Regions from separate parts of the Homo sapiens genome. Here region 1 is linked to region 2. A link is an interaction called in ENCODE POLR2A ChIA-PET data of the cell type or tissue named here. Cell type or tissue: PC-3. All regions are shown on one strand.

The links. ChIA-PET counts read pairs that join two places held together with the same protein. Peaks named below come from ENCODE experiments on the same cell type or tissue, not always from the same donor. Only the 100,000 strongest peaks of a DNase experiment are listed, where the experiment ranks them.
Region 1: POLR2A ChIA-PET joins it to region 2 with 10 read pairs; 3 of 35 experiments call an interaction of 5 or more read pairs at or near these places.

The regions. Positions count from the first base shown.
Region 1 is chr14:74,569,849-74,574,848 of GRCh38, reverse strand. All of the region lies in intron 3 of LTBP2 (latent transforming growth factor beta binding protein 2), which reads left to right. Among named protein-coding and RNA genes, the nearest start is that of LTBP2, 40 kb to the left of the region's middle. In PC-3, a CTCF peak has its summit at 1,320 (motif pointing left); DNase peaks (open chromatin) are centred at 2,758 and 4,338; H3K4me3 peaks cover 1,696 bases; H3K27ac peaks cover 4,315 bases.
Region 2 is chr14:74,776,591-74,781,590 of GRCh38, reverse strand. YLPM1 (YLP motif containing 1) reads right to left here. Exons shown (of 21, transcript NM_019589.3): 2 at 2,908-3,144; 3 at 1,007-1,186; 4 at 1-257. Among named protein-coding and RNA genes, the nearest start is that of YLPM1, 16 kb to the right of the region's middle. In PC-3, no CTCF peak of the experiment used is centred here; no DNase peak of the experiment used is centred here.

The sequences.
Region 1 (5,000 bases), 210 kb after region 2:
GCCTGAAGGCGGACATCTGGCCCAAGAAGATCTCAAACTCTCTGATGACAACCTAGTGACTCCCTTTTTTAGTATTCTCCCAGAGCTGAGGAATATATGGACCGCATCCTGGGTTTGGTTTCAGGAGAGGACTCCTCCCAGCCCTGCCCCAGGTCCAGCCCTAAACAAATCTCTGAGATACGAGCTATTCACCTTCTGTCCTCCCAGAGCCTACAGTTCGGTGATGGGGAAAGCTACCTTTTCCAGTTCATCATCATCATCTTCATCATCAGTAGGATTTATTGCACCCTGCTGTGTTTCAGGCATTGTGCTAGATTCCTACCCTATTCTTTTCCTCCTTGCTGTCCCCACTTTAGAGTCACCAGCTCAGTGACATGCAGGACATGGATGTTGTACAAATGTCTTTTGGTCAATTGTGTCGTGTCCAAATAGTGGAGTATAAATGGCATAGCACAGGGACCAGCACCCAGGAGCACAGGGGTGCAGAGGTTCCCCAGAGCTCATCATGGCCTTAGTGGTGTGCTTAGAATTATGGTTACCATGGCGGAAGTTTGGGTTAAGATTGACTAGCACTAAGGTTGTGGTTAGGGTGACATTCTATTTAACAGTACGGTAGTGGTTAGGGTAAGATTAGAGGAATAACTTTAGCAGTGCAGCATTAGGGTGAGGTTTTAATCTTAGGATTGTGGTCAGGGTTGGGTTAGGGTTATGCTAAAGTAACATTTAGGACTGTGGGTGTTTTCGATTGTATGTGTGGTTGTTGTTCTAACCCACCATTGATGGAGCCTTATTGAATAAGCTGACAGTTTACAGGCACCACCTAATTTAATACTGGGGACAGCTCGGCACAGTGGCTAAGAGCATGGGCCACGAGTCAGACAGATCCCGGTTCCACTTGACTCGGTTACTCCCCAGTCGTGCTATCAAGTGTGTTCTTTCACCTCCCCGAGTCTCAATGTGAAAGACTGATGATACCAATACTGGCTGCGCAGAGCTGTGGTCAGAATAACACAAAGGAATGTGGATAAAGTGCCGGCTCACATAGGTAAGTGCTCAGTACTCGATAGCAAATACTTTTTCTTGTCTGGGTCAGTTAGAGTTCCAGCAGGAAAGGGATGGCACACTCGATGTATTTATTTACAAAAGCACTGGCAGAGTCAAGAGAAAACAATGAATAATGGTGGAGTATCCCAGGGTAGTTACGTAGGCAAGCTCTTACCCTCCAGGTCTAAAGGGGCAAGGGACCAGCAGTCATAAGAACCCAGGGTAGCTCAGGCTATAGGAGAGGGCCATGGACAGGGCTGCGGCCTCTGGTGGAGGAATGCAGCCACTGCTCACCTGCAGTACCTGTTGCGAGGGAGCTGGGAGGATCTGCACCTCCACTCACCCTTCTCCTGCCCTCTGACCTCCTGCCACAGTTCCCCACTGATGGAACTGGACCAGAAGGCAGAGGGCAAAGGAATCTCCCAGGACTCAGAGTGGGATGGAGAGGGATCCAGGGGCAAGTGGAAGATCTTCAGCACATTTGCCAGTCCTTGCCATGACCCTGTGAGGAGGGTATTCCCATGACTCCCACTTTGCAATGAGGACACTGAGGGTAAGGGCGATTCCAGCCTAGCTCTCCTCGACTTCAGAACTTGTGATTATAGTCATTGTGCGAACCAGCCTCCAGGGCATGTGAGCGTAGGCAAGTGCGGAAACATCCAGCTTGGCTTGGAAACTGCAGAGTACTGGGTTAGGCAAGGTATCCAGCGTCTTTTCAGAAAACTACAGAAGTCGGTGAGAGCCTGGAGCAGCATTCGGCCTCATTAAAATGTTAATGTATACAGTTTCCAGCACCGGACTTAAAATAACTAGTGACAATAAACATTTCAAGCTTGTAGCTATGTTCATAGCATCTAGCCAACTTAAATCCTGTAGGATTTTTGTTTGAAAGGAAGAGGCTGGGAGCAATGAAGCAAGAAAAGAGAGGAAAGACTGGCAAAGCTCTTTTTCAGATGGCCCAGGGAAGGTTCGCCCCATCCGGCTGCTTTTTACAGAACTGGCTGCTCACTCAGTGAGGGTCTCCCTCTGCGGGGGTATGTGTGTGTATGCGTGTGTGTGTGGCGGGGCGTGGGTGGAAGCTGTGGAGAGAACATGTCTCAAAAGTCATAATGGAGATTTTTTCAGGCTCCGTGAATTCTCCTTTTGAGCTCAAGTTTTTCAAATATGTATCAGGTTTCACCTCTTGTCCAGGACATAAAGGAGGTTTCTGATTTATGGGTCCGGTAGTTTTTCCAGTTACTCCATCTTTAAATCTGCCATCAGTTAATTAATTTGCCACGGTCAGAAAAGGCACTGTGAGCTTCCCAGGTGAAAATAACTTTAGCAAAGTATGATCACAGTTTAAAAAAAAAAAAAAGGGAGGCATTCTGAAACATACACTTGTTTCCACTTGTGAAATTAACTGAATCAGTGTCTCGGCACTCCTCCTCCTCCCCCTGTCATGGCGCATGCACACACACACACTCTCTCTCTCTCTCTCTCACACACACACACACAGACACACACACACACACACACACCCCACCTCTGCAGAAGGGCTAAAGGGGAAGATTTAAACCTGGCAGGATAATTTCCCAGAAAAGGATTAGAAGGGGAAAATGGATTAACTGCAAAGTCATCTGATGACTGTGTTGTATGAGGCTGCTTGGGACCCAGAGGGGTGTATTCGTCTGTCTGTGTCTATCTGTCTGCAGATGACACCGGGAAGATTGCTAAATGATTCCCAATAATGAAATGTGAAAACACATAGTTGCTTTGCTAGCCACATAGCTGTGGTTTTGTGTCTGTGATTCATGGTGGAAGTGAGTAGCTGCGACAAGCATTCTGTGGGTTTTTTTTTTTCTCCTTATTTCTCCTACAAAAATATTTGTGAAAGGTCTAAAAGGAAGTGGAGTACTTTTTGAAAAGAAAAAAAATCCCTGTTCCTTGCAAAACAAAGATTACAGATGAAAACTTCTGGAGCTACCACATTTCTGCTTCCAGATGTCGCCTACGCTGCATTTTCCTCCTGGAGCCTCAGCCCTGCCCACGATGTAACATGTCCACCCGCGAGTGCCCGCAGCAGAGGCCACTTGAGGGAGTCTGCATCTGCAGGGGTCTGGCGGTATCCTCTCAAGACCCCAGCCAGGCCACGCCCTTCCAGGGGAGAAAAATTAATTCCACATTTCTTTCTTTTTTGATGTTCTTGGGACAAGGTCAGAGGCTCCACAAAATGCAGTAGCGTGTGAGGGCAGAATTGTGAAATAATTTATGTCTTAAATAAACCTGAGTTTGAATCTCAGCTCCACCACTTAGCTATGCAGCCTACAGTGAGTGATTTAACCTTGTGAGCTTCAGTGTTCTCATCTGTAGGCTGGGGATGATCATTGCTACCTTATGGAATTGTCAGAAGGATTGACTAATCCACGTAAGTGCATCTGGCACATTTTTGGTCCTCTATAAATGACACCCAGTCTTTTTTGGTGGGGAGGAGGATGGAGTCTCGCTCTGTTATCCAGGCTGGAGTGCAGTGGCATGACCTCGGCTCACTGCAACCTCTGTCTCCCAGGTTCAAGCAATTCTCCTGCCTCAGCCTCCTAAGTAACTGGGGAATTACAGGTGCCCACCACCATGCTCAGCTAATTTTTGTATTTTTAGTAGAGACGGGGTTTCACTATGTTGGCCAGGCTGGTATCGAACTCCTGACCTCAAGTGATCCGCCCACCTCAGCCTTCCAAAGGGCTGGGATTACAGGCATGAGCCACCGTGCCCACTCTTTTTTTTTTTTTTAATATAAAGAAAAGTGGTTTATTTGGTTCATGGTTCTGTACATTTGTTCAAAGTCTCACCGTACCCACTCTTACTTGTCCCCTGCCTCGGGGGTTATCTGAGCCTTTCAGAAATGCAGCAGCGGTCATCAGAAACTTTGAGAATTTGCCCAGAGCACTTGAAGGTGTTTCCAGACCTGGGAGGTTTCTGGTCACAGCCAAGGGTGAGCAGCAGGGTGGGGAAGGGAATCTCATCCCCCAGAGGCAGACAGAGCTCAGCCTGAAGACCCTGGCCCAGCACTTCCCTGCTGGGGATGACCCCGGGCAAGTTAGCAGGCTCCCTGTGCTTCAGTTTTCTCTTCTGTAAAATGGGGACACTAGTTCCTGTATCATAGGGTTGCTGTACTAATCAAGTAAATAAAAAAATAAAATGCCTTAGCAGAGGCCTGGCACATCATAGGTTGACAGATTTGGGCTGCTAGATTGCTGAATGGAAGCTTTCCAGGTTGGGGCCCTAGTTCCCATAGAAATCTCCTTTTGTTTATGGCCCCGGGGTAAATTTCCAGCCCCTGTGAGAGCGGAAAGGGCAGGCTGGGACTTTGGCCAGTTCCTGAAAGTGTATCTTTGACCCAGGTCCCTAGCTGCCTTAGTCTACAGTGTGCTTGTCGGGGCAGGCCCACGAGTGGGGTAAACACATCTGGAGTCAGGCCTGTGTTTGCTGTTCAATAAGCCAGACCTGCTAAGCTTGTGCATGGGCATGTGTGGGGGCGCATCATGGAGGGTGGAAGGGTCCTGAAGGCCATGAGCTGGGAACTCAAGGGTTCAGGAGGTGAGCATCTCATGGCCAAGTTAGTGGTGGTGAGATGTTTGTATACCAGGTTTGCTGTGGCTTTGGGAAAGAGTCCTAGCTCAATCCCCTCAGCCTAGGTGTCTCTCCTCCCCTTCCTCCAGCCCCTCCTCCAATCTCCTGTAGCACTTGCCAGGTCCCTAGGCCCTGCCTTGCATTTTCATTCCCTTTTCATGGCTGCAGCTCTCCAGCCACTTCTGGTTTTCATACACTTCCTTGTAGTTAATGCAGCATCACCATGGCAGCTTGTGGAGGGAGTTTGGCTGCAGTGATGGGAGGGGTGAGATGAGCTTTAGAGCCTGGCAGTCCTGAGCTTTAGGACTGTGGGTTTTGCCGTTCATGAGATACGTGAGCTTGGGCCA
Region 2 (5,000 bases):
ATTGACATGTTCCCCATATACTGGTTCTTCATGTTCTGAAATGAATTGACTTTCTCCTGGAGATAGCTCTGAGTGGCTTTCATATGTCCCTGCCATGTTTTCCACTGCTTCTCATACTCCTGAAGCTGATCTTTATGAGGATAGGAATGGAGTTGTTCCTCCCATAGCTGAAACTCTCGCTCCCATTCTTGGTAAAGATGTTGAAACTGTTGCTGCTGCATCTCATAATGCCGCAGCTGCATATCTACAGACATGGTCTACAAATAAAGGGATAAAAACTATTTAAAACCATTCATATAAGATAATTAATCATAGGTTAAAATATTAATGAATCAAGGGCATTTGACGCTTTAGGAAATTAGAACACTAAAGACTTTGGGAGGCTAAGAATAAGTTCGTTAAGTTCTTTGAGTGATGATCATTCTTCTTCCTTCCTTTGGCTTAGACAACTTACTACAGAGTTGGAAAAACCAACCAAACAATAAAGCAAATACCTATCTTAGCAATAAGTATTTTTCAAGTTTTTAATATGGATAATTTCAAGAACTTGAAAAATGATCTGTTATTATAGATATACAGACACAACATTACCCCTCAAAGATACAACACAAACAAGTATCTAAGTCACTTTATCTTTTACGGTATATTTGCTTAGGTTTTTTGTGATGGCTGTTTTTGGCCTCTTTGCTTATCTGTTACTGTTGTAGTTTACAGGCAAAACACAGGTTAACCTGTAGCTATATGGTAAAAATCCCCAGCTCTTAAGACCCTTAGCAATAGTAAGCTAACATCTGGCCTGGGTTGACATGATCAGGAAACTCTACTATAACCAACCCCTCCCCAGTCCCCCAGGTAATGTGGCAGATAACTACTTGGGCACCCCTTGGGAAACAACTAATTGTCAACAGTTGGTATCTTTTGTTTTTTACACTTAAATCTTTCAAGAATAACAAATCCTTTCAATGTCTTGGGGCAACTTCCTATTGTGGACTATGGAAGCACTTGCCTGTATATGTGGTGGGGGCTGTATAATCTGCTGATACTGTTGTAGAATCTGCTGTAACTGAGTGTGCTTCTGCATTATTCCCTGATACTGGAAACCGACTCGATGCTGCTGGTGCTGCTGCCAGTGTGCTGCTGCAGCCTGCAACTGCTTTAACCTGGCATCTTCTTCTGGGTCCTCAGACTAAAGATAAAAGAGGACACATCTTTATGTAAGTCATAAAACAGCAAGCAAAAATATTTTATAAATGTATTATAAAGTCCAGAATCCCTACAACTCAGAAATATCCAACTGTCAAACACAGTATCTTCAGTTCTTTTTGGATTGAGAACAGCTATTCTATCTTTAGATAAAACACATAGCTCTATCTATACTATTATGGATACTAATACAAAGGAGTTTATAAATTCCATAGTCTTCACTGGAATAATAATCTTATTATTCCTAAATATGACAACAATTTTCCCAGTGGAAAGTGGTCCCAGGCCGGGCACCATGGCTCACACCTGTAATCCCAGAACTTTGGGAGGCCAAGGCGGGTGGATCACTTGAAGTCAGGAGTCCAAGACCAGCCTGGTCAACATGGTGAAACCCCGTCTCTACTAAAAATACAAAAATTAGCCAGGCATGGTGGCAGGTACCTGTAATCTCACCTACTTGGGAGGCTGAGGCCGGAGAATCACTTGAACCTTGGAGGCAGAGGTTGCAGTGAGCCAAGATCGCGTCACTGCACTCCAGCCTGGGCGACAGAGCAAGACTCCATCTCAAAAAAAAAAAAAGGAGGGGAGGGGAGGGGAGGGAAGAGAGGTCCCAGCTACTTGGAAGGCTGAGGCAAGGAGGATCACTTGAGCCTGGGAGGCTGAGGCTGCAGTGAGTTGAGATCACACCACTGCACTCCAGCCTGGGCAACAGAGTGAGACCCTGTCTGGAAAAAAAAAAAAAAAAAGTGAACCTTAAGTTATAGACCTTTTCACTCTATGAAAAATCCGTTTCTTTTTTTGTCACTTTTCACCAATGGACTACAATATAACCATCATGGTTTGATTAAACCCTTCATATAAGGCTCTTGGGAGAACAATGACCTTTGGACCAATATGAGAACCTCCCATGTGCCAGTCACTAAGCTGAGTGACAAGAATTATCACATTTAATGCTTGAATACCTCTATATGATAGCTACTATTGAATATACCCATTTTGCAGAGGAGTAAATTGAAGCACAGAATGGTTAACAAATTTGCCCAGTCACTACTGGCAAGTGGCAGTACCTGGATTATAGCCTGGGTAGCTTGACTCTAAAAGCTCAAGCACTCAACTATTGCCCTGTGCTGTCACTATGAACATATGCTGGCATCTTCCTTTAGTGCTTAGAGGCACTCAATTCAGAAGAGTATCCAACTCTTCACTCAAACTAGGAAAAATTTCCTTTTCTAAACCTGATACAACAGGCCAGGCATGGTGGCTCATGCCTGTAATCCAAGCACTTTGGGAGGCCGAAGCAGGTGGATCACTTGAGGTCAGGAGTTCGAAACCAGCCTGGCCAACATGGTGAAACCCCATCTCTACTAAAAAATACAAAAATTAGCCGGTCATGGTGGTGCATGCCTGTCATCCCAGCTACTCAGGAGGCTGAGGCAGAAGAATTGCCTGAACCTGGGAGGCAGAAGTTGCAGTAAGCCAAGATCGCACCATTGCACTCCAGCCTGGTAAACAGAGAGAGACCCTGTCTCAAAATAAATAAACAAACAAATAAACCTGATACAACAGACATCTGATTTCACAAATGCAACTTTATAGGTACCTAAAAAAACAAAAATATATATCCATTTATGATAAAAGTATACTAAATGAATCAGAAAAAAGCTAAATAATTTAATAAACACAAACAATTAATTATATGGTTACCTGGGGTTCCTCAGGTGGGAGAGGAGGTGGCACTTCCTCATTTGGAGGTGGCAATGGGGGCTCCTCAGAAGAAGGAGATTCTGGAACTTGACTGGTGGCAGGTACTGTAACTTCTTCTTTTACCGGCTCTGGTGTATCCTTTGCTACCACAGGACCCTTTTTGTGTCCTGGCAAATGAACTTTTGTCCTCTGTTGCAAACTAAGCAAGTGCTGTCGATACCAATACTGCTGCTGTTCCTACAACAGAAACAATTTTTGAGAATTTTGATTGACAATCATGTATCTCTGCAACTTGGTGTTGACAAGGACCTATCTTTATGTCTGTGTTCATGTGTCTATATGTAAAAAAAGGCAAAGCTAGACTGAGGAAGACAAATAAGTTAACAAGATCTTAAACACAGGCTACAGAAAAATTTCAGTTCCTCCCCCAAATTTATACATTTAAATTAAACCATACATATTAATTCAACATGCTTCTGTACTCTAATAAAACACATGCTTTTGGAGGTAAGAGCCATCTTTTTGATAAATGATCAGGGTAAATCTCTTCAGTATTCACAACTACTTATTTTTAACCTGGCTTCAGTTTGTTCCGATTTATTGACAGGGGTCTTGTAATTAATGAATATAACTGAACAGTCCTACCTCTCTTCTCTGCCTTCTCTCTTTCTCCTCAAGCACTCCTCCCTCTTTTCTTTCTTTTTTTTTTGAGACTGCATCTCACTCTCTCACCCAGGATGGAGTACAATGGCCTGAACATGGCTCACTGAAGCCTCAACCTCCCAGGCTCAAGCAATCCTCCCACCTCAGCCTCCTGAGCAGCTGGGTTCGTAGGCATGCACCATCACGCCCAGCTAATTTTTTTATGTTTTATAGACACAAGGTCTTACTGTGTTGCCCAGGCTGGTCTCAAACTCCTGGGCTCAAGCAATTCTCTTACCTCAGCCTCCCAAAGTGCTGGGATTACAGGTGTGAACCACTGCACCCAGCCTCCTCCCACTTTGAAACACCTGTTGTAGCATTAGTCTACCCATACTCAGATGTACACACATATAAGAGAATATGCTGTACACACATATAAGAGAATATGCTGTGTTTTATTTATTTTTTTTTTTTTGAGATGGAGTCTTGCTCTGTCACCCAGGCTGGAGTGCAGTGGTGTGATCTCGGCTCACTGCAACCTCCACCTCCCAGGTTCAAGTGATTCTCCTGCCTCAGCTTCCCGAGTAGCTGGGATTACAGGCACCCACCACCAAGCCCAGCTAAATTTTTTTATTTTTAGTAGAGATGGGGTTTCACCATGTTGGCCAGGCTGGTCTCGAACTCCTGACCTCAGGTGATCCACGAGCCTCGGCCTCCCAAAGTGCTGGGATTACAGGTGTGAGCCACCGCACCTGGCCAATATACTGTGTTTTAAAATGCTTTCTATTTATTTTAAAAGCCTTAGCTTTATCTTCCAAATTATGCTGTACTTTAATTTTCTGAAAGCTTATTTTGTGCTTTCATTTAAAAATTACAACAATAAGCTTAGTATGGAAATATTAGAAAATATAGCCAATCCTCATTATTCTTGGATTCTGTATTTGCAAATTTGCCTACTTGCTAAAATTTTTTTTTCTTTTTTTGAGACAGGGTCATCTCCCTCTGTCACCCAGGCTGGAGTGTAGTGGTGCAGTTTCAGCTCACTGCCACCTCCGCCTCCTGTGCTCAAATGATCCTCCCGCTTCAACCTCCCGAGTAACTGGGACCACAGGTATGTGCCACCATCTGGATAATTTTTGTATTTTTTGTAGAGACAAGTTTCACCATGTTGCCCAGGCTGGTTTCAAACTCCTGGACTCAAGTGATCCACCTTGGCCTCCCAAAGTGCTGGGATTACAGGCATGAGCCACCACACCCGACCTAAAATTTATTTCTAAACCCAAAATCCATACTCACTGAGCTTTCCCAGTCATTCACAAACATGTGGACAGCAGTGAAAAACATGAGTCCCCTGACTCATGTGTGCATTCCCAGCCGAGATGAAGTGCAAGGTGATGCTCTGCCTTCTTGTTCCAGCTCTATACTATAAATAAGTGTCATTTTCAGTCTAT